Regions from separate parts of the Homo sapiens genome. Here region 1 is linked to region 2. A link is a loop called in an ENCODE intact Hi-C map of the cell type or tissue named here. Cell type or tissue: MCF 10A. All regions are shown on one strand. Each heading gives the region's core, and the rest is flanking DNA. Links, peaks and the distances in the headings are about the cores only. Region 1 overlaps LOC105376139 (a long non-coding RNA gene). Region 2 holds the start of DIRAS2 (DIRAS family GTPase 2).

Region 1 (2,915 bases), core at 108-2,607, 1.0 Mb before region 2:
GCCTCACACCATCCTGCCCCTTAGATTCTGAAACAGCGCCTCCCATCCACCCTATACCTTGCACCTTTTGGCGAATGAATGACCACACACTTATGTGCATGCATGCATGCATTACCCTGGGCTCTTGTTAAAAGGCAGATTCTGATTCTGTGAGGCTAATTAGCTCCCAGGGGAAGCTGAGGCTGCTGGCCCTGGATGCACTGGGCAGCAGAGGTCTATGGGCATCTTCAGGGTGCACCTGCGTGCTTTGGAGATGAAGGAGCTGTGACTCCTGTTCCTTTTGAGAGGGCAACGCTGGGAGGTGTTGGGTGCATGGGAAATGCACCAGCAAGTGGGACTCACCTTCCCTGGGGTGGATGTCATGCCGCATATGGGATTTCACCCGTGGCAGGCTGTTCATGTCGGGTGTTGCTGAAGAGATTGGTAAATTAGGCAGAGTTTTGGAGGAAGTTACCTTGCAGGTCCCTCCCAAGTTTAAATTTGCCTGTGGGTTTGTGAGTAAGAAAAAATAACCTATATACTTCACATTGTGTGGCTGATGAGGGGAATTCAGAACTGAAGACCATGGGTGATTCAGAGAATTCCTGATTTTGTAAGAAAAGCAGGGTATACACCCTGACTGATCCTCCCAAGTACAGCTGAGTTGCACAGTAGGCTGTGCCCCAGGGTAGCTGTTTAGCTGTAAGCCAATGTTCTGCCTGTGGTGTGGCCCAATGAACCTGAGGCTGGAGGCCTGGCACATGCTGGCTAGAATCCCAGCTCCACCATTGGCTGTGTGACCTTGGGCATGTCGTTAAACTCCCTGAAACTGAGTACTCCTATCTGTGAAGTGGGCATGGGTATTACAGCTGACACAGGAACGCTCCCTGATGGTGGGGTCTCTTTTCCTTGTTGATGGTGGTTCACACTGCTCTGTGACTACCAAACCCTACTGCACCATCCTCTGAGCCGGCCTGACTTCTCGGGGGCTGCCCAGCTGTGGCACAGTGGGGTCTGAGCCCACTGTTACCAGGGTCTGCTGCATCTGGATATTAACCTTAATGTGTGATGAGAGCCCATGGGCTCACCAGAAACACGCTTACAGGGCAGCACTTGCAGGCCTGGAAGGGTTTAGGCCAGCTGAGGTGTTAGAAGCTACTTTTTAGGGCTGGAAGCGATATTCTCTTTGACCGCAAGATGTCACCCTGCAACCATGACATTGGGACAGGCACTGTTGGATTCAGGGTTCCTGAGGAGAACCAAAAATGGTTTTGAAACCTCATTTTCACCTGGATGCTCTCCTTGTCCTTGGTGGTCAAATGGTTTGTTCTAAAGGCTCGAGAAATGGTTTCACAGTGAAATTCATCTGTTCCCTCTTGCTTCAGAGAGGAGCTCAGAACACCCAGCTTTGCCACCTCCTGGCTGTGTGACCTTGAGCAAGTTGTTCAACCTCTCTGTGCCCAAGATTCCTCATGCCTAAAATGGTGATAATAGCACCTACATAACGAGTTTGTTATGAGAATTAAACAATGTTTTCAAAGTGCTTGGAACAGTGCTTGGTGCACAGCAAGTCCTGGAAAAGTCTAGTAAATAAAATAACAACAATACTACTAATAGTGTACTCAAGGAGTGCCACACCCTTCTCAAACAGACAAAATTCAAACACTGAAAAATTAAATAATACCCTACAGTCTCAAGCACAGGTTGAGTATATTACATGTTTTGAAATTTTAGAATTCCCTGCTGTGTTATGTAGGCAATGGAAACAATTTTCATAATCTATTACTGTAATTCATTTCTGGAAAACAGACATTTTCAACAAGAAGGGAGTGGAAGATAATTTCTTCCATTGCTGCTTGCCTCAGTGTGCGCAGAGGATCCCCAAGGGTCCTGTGAACCGCATTTGTAAGGAAAGGTGCCGTCCAGGGTGTTTGGTTCTGACTTGCCGGCTGGCCTTCTTTCCTGCCTCCAGCATGTTGCCTGGGATTCCATCCCAGTCATGCCAGAGTTAACCTCCGAGTACAGTTATGACGATTTTCACTCAGTCACAGGCGCAGACCGGCGTCAGATGGCAAGAGGAGGAGTGCAGGAATCAAAGGTCACAGTCTCAGGAGCAAAGCCCCACAGACGTCTGGCTTCTGGATCTGTGACCATATGGTCAAAGATTGCTCTGCACAATAACCTCCAGAGCAGTCAGGTTGAGGATGTCTGGTACTGAAGTTACTCCATTTGAGAAGTTTTATATATTTTTGTTAAATAAAATTGAATTGTAAATGTTTAATTGCAGTAAAGCATAGTGAAGAAAATTAAAAATCACTTATAATCTCATCACTCCAAGATACAATCACCATTCCTACTTTGTGACTTTATACAGTGATAGTCGTGTACGCTGAAAGTTTTTGCAAAATTAGAATTGCACAATTTCGTATTTTGCTTTTTTTCACATTATATCATGCCGGGAACTACTCTTCAGAACTCCTTTTTATGGTTGCATAATGTTTCATTTCTGGTTACACCATGATTTAACACTAGCCCCCTATAATGTTTTCTAATTTTTCACTATTTTAAGAAACATTGCAATAAATATTTGATTATCATATACATTTTTGAATGGCGTTTTTGGAGAGCTTAATTAACGGGTATTTAATGGGCTAACCAGCATGAATTCTTTCTACTTTACACTTTAAATCATCTGCTAACTCTTCACTCAAGGTCAAAGTTAGCAAGCAGCTAAGTCCAGCTTTGAGTCCTGCTCCACAAAGTTTAAACTCCAATGTCATAGTGCCTTTTGGAGGTTGTTAGTACATTTTAGCTTTTGGAACATAAAAGAAGGAAGGCTTTACTGTGGAAGTTCTGTGGTTCTATTATTCTATTATATGCTACATGTAAACATTTCCAGAAATCTGTTAGAAAAGAAAGTTTACTGCCAACCCAAA
Region 2 (2,915 bases), core at 133-2,632:
GATTCCCCTACAAATTTGTTAAATTTATTCTAATTTTATCCTCCCCTTTTCTCTCCCTCCCCCTCCACCTCCTCAAATCCAAATGTCACTGGAAATGGAGCACATTGTGACTGATTTGAAATGTAAAATGCTCCAGACTTTTAGCGTTACCTGGAAAATCTTCCTCAAAAATAATATTTTTGAAAATTTTTAGTTTGAAGCAGAAAAGTTCTGATATGCTGGACTAGCTTCTCACATCTGAAGGGATCCATTTAAAAGATAACGAGGGCAAATATGTAAAATAAATTCCTAGGGAAGGCAAGCTGTGTCTCTGCACAGTAGGAAGAAACTGAATTCCACCACAATGTTGTATTCCAGCATTCAATGGATGTAACAGATGATTCACAGAGCTTCTAGTTTAAAAGTCTCCCAAACCCACATAGAATGTGAATTGGAGTTTTAAAGAGGAAAAACAGCATTTTTCAAGAGAGAAGGAGAGAGGCAGGTTCCCACAACGCCAGAAGCCAGCACTGCTTTTCAGGCGAGCCTGGGAGCTGTCAGCAGTCATTGTCATCTGATGGGAAACCACAGTCTTACAACTAAGGACTGGATGCAGCCCCTTGCCCATCTTCTGCTCTTACAACAAGGAAGCGGAAAGGAGCACATGTAGATATCATGAAACACATTCTTTAAGAAGACAAACAAAAGATTTAGACAGGTCTCGGCCAAGCGCATGAAGTGAAGGAGTCGAGGATGAAAGCATGCCGAACCAAACGGCAGTCCCTAGCGTGCTTGGCTTTTTTCTCACTTTAGACCACATCTTCTTACTCTTTTCCTAAATCCATTAAACTTCCACATTAACAGAAACACCTGCACAGTAGAATTTTCCAAAACGGTAAATCCTGTTTTGGAAGGAATCCCTAATAATACGTAAGATACAGATTTTTAAAAAAGAACATGTTTTAGACAAGGACAGCATGATGCTCACCCTCCCTAACAAGGATACAGAAATGCAGATTTCTTCCCCTCTTACCAACTCCAGTACACGCTGACTCGCCCTCCCTGAGAGCGGTAATCCCTTTCCAGGGGCTGGCAAACAATCATGCCAAAGCCGCCCGTGCCCCAATGCGGACGCAGCGAAGCCACGGCAGAAGGGGGAAATCGGTTACCTGGGGAAGAACACAACTCCGCTCAGAGCTTCTTCAGAGCTCCACTCGCGCAGGACAGGGCAGCGCAGGGTGTGTGGATGCGGCTCCTCCCGGAGGCAGGCGCAGCGCACTCCCTCCCGCCGCCGTGACGATGCTGTCAGCTGCTCGCCCGCCGTGCGCCCTGCACCGCCCACCGGCCGTGCTCCCTGCGCCCAGCGCCCTCGCGCTCCACCCGCTCGCAGCCCCTGCACCTGCGCTGGCCTGAGCCGCTCCGGCCTGGCACTGTCACCGCCGCTGCACGCTCCTCCTACTCTCTTCAATCTCTGCCTTCTCAGATGTGCCAACTGCTGCAGAGGCTGCTGCTCCTGCTTAAATGGCGCCTGTTCGCCTCCAAAGAGCTTTTAGGTGCCACCTACTGCATGCTCTTGGAATAGATGGCGAGGACTGGAATTTTCTGATAATTTAATGAATTAAAATAATTCCATTGAAAGGGAACCAGATTCTTTTGTTCGCATTGCGAACTATAATCGCTACTAACCATATAGACTTTTTTTTTCCATTTCCAGATTTTAACTTTTAAAAACCGACTCATTTAAAGGCAGACGAAATGCCCTGCCCCATACCATAGCCAACCACACAGTGTAGATTAATATATTCTAATTTAATAGGATCCTATGACAACACCGCCATTGGCAAGCTTGGATTAGAATTGCTTTTTCACTGAGTGGTTTCACATTAGCATTTCAAGCAAATGACCACGTTTATTTCCTGACATTGATAAACAATTTTGTCAAAGACGCGTTGATTAAAAAACAGGTGAATCAGCAAGAAAAAATATTAATGGCTAACAATTCTGTGCAGGCATTTTTAAAAGTGCTTGAGCATAACATTGATCCATGTTAAGTTTAAACTACAGACTGAAGGAAGATTTCTTCTCTTGGTTATATTACTCATTCTTTTGTAATACCAAATATGCTAAAAGACTTGAGCAAAATTAATATTCTGTAGTTCTTTACATTTGATTTTTGTTGTAGAATCCTATTTATCTGTTTTAATCCCGTCTTCACTTTCTAAATAATTAAAACATGTTAACCTTTGAAGTTCATTTCCATAGTAAAATTCTGCCCTGCTATTCACAGGAAATATGCTTTTTAAAAATCATACTTAAAAACTACGCATTTTACAACTTATAGTCAAGAAAACTTATTTTATTCCCCAGTTCATCCTAATTCTGGCCTTGATCCTACAGCCATTGGAATATAAAAATAAAAATACACTCTTTTTACTAAAGTCATTTAAGGCTACTTCAACAAACCTGCCCCTACACTAATGATGTCTAAAAGCAGAGTGGTCACCCTGTCCTCCACAGTCTCCTCTTCATTGCAAAGGAATATATGGCCACTCAGAAACCCATCCCAGAGGAGGCTCCAAATATGATGACAGTGGATTCTGAGCACTGCCTGATGCAGTTTCTGGGTCCTGAAACAACCTTCCAGTTTTATAAGTCAGGATGTTGTTTTCCATGACAACCAAAATGTAGGTTATCAGGTTAAATGACAAAATGGAATTTAAGAACTAAACAAAGGAGGGTAAAAAGATTAAATAAGCAAAAATCCAGTGCTAGTATGGAAGCAGGGAGAGCAAATCAGGAGCTGATAAAGAGAGCCAGTTCTATGCTGAATATCCCACAATGCAGAAGAAGCCTGCCTTTTGCCACATGCCATCATTATTTGTTCTGAGAATGTGAAGCAGAGGCCCAAAGGCCTCATTTAAACAAGGAGCAACTCA

The links. Peaks named below come from ENCODE experiments on the same cell type or tissue, not always from the same donor. Only the 100,000 strongest peaks of a DNase experiment are listed, where the experiment ranks them.
Region 1: it touches region 2 in a loop (11-fold over the local background); 11 of 110 quality-filtered maps call a loop at or near these places.

The regions. Positions count from the first base shown.
Region 1 is chr9:89,597,126-89,600,040 of GRCh38, forward strand. It overlaps LOC105376139 (a long non-coding RNA gene), which reads right to left. Exons shown (of 2, transcript XR_930105.3): 2 at 1,671-2,915. Among named protein-coding and RNA genes, the nearest start is that of GADD45G, 6.4 kb to the right of the region's middle. In MCF 10A, for the core only: a CTCF peak has its summit at 1,180 (motif pointing right); a DNase peak (open chromatin) is centred at 1,186.
Region 2 is chr9:90,641,604-90,644,518 of GRCh38, forward strand. DIRAS2 (DIRAS family GTPase 2) reads right to left here and starts at 1,221. Exons shown (of 2, transcript NM_017594.5): 1 at 1,149-1,221. RefSeq lists a silencer at 1,160-1,209. In MCF 10A, for the core only: a CTCF peak has its summit at 1,525 (motif pointing left); no DNase peak of the experiment used is centred there.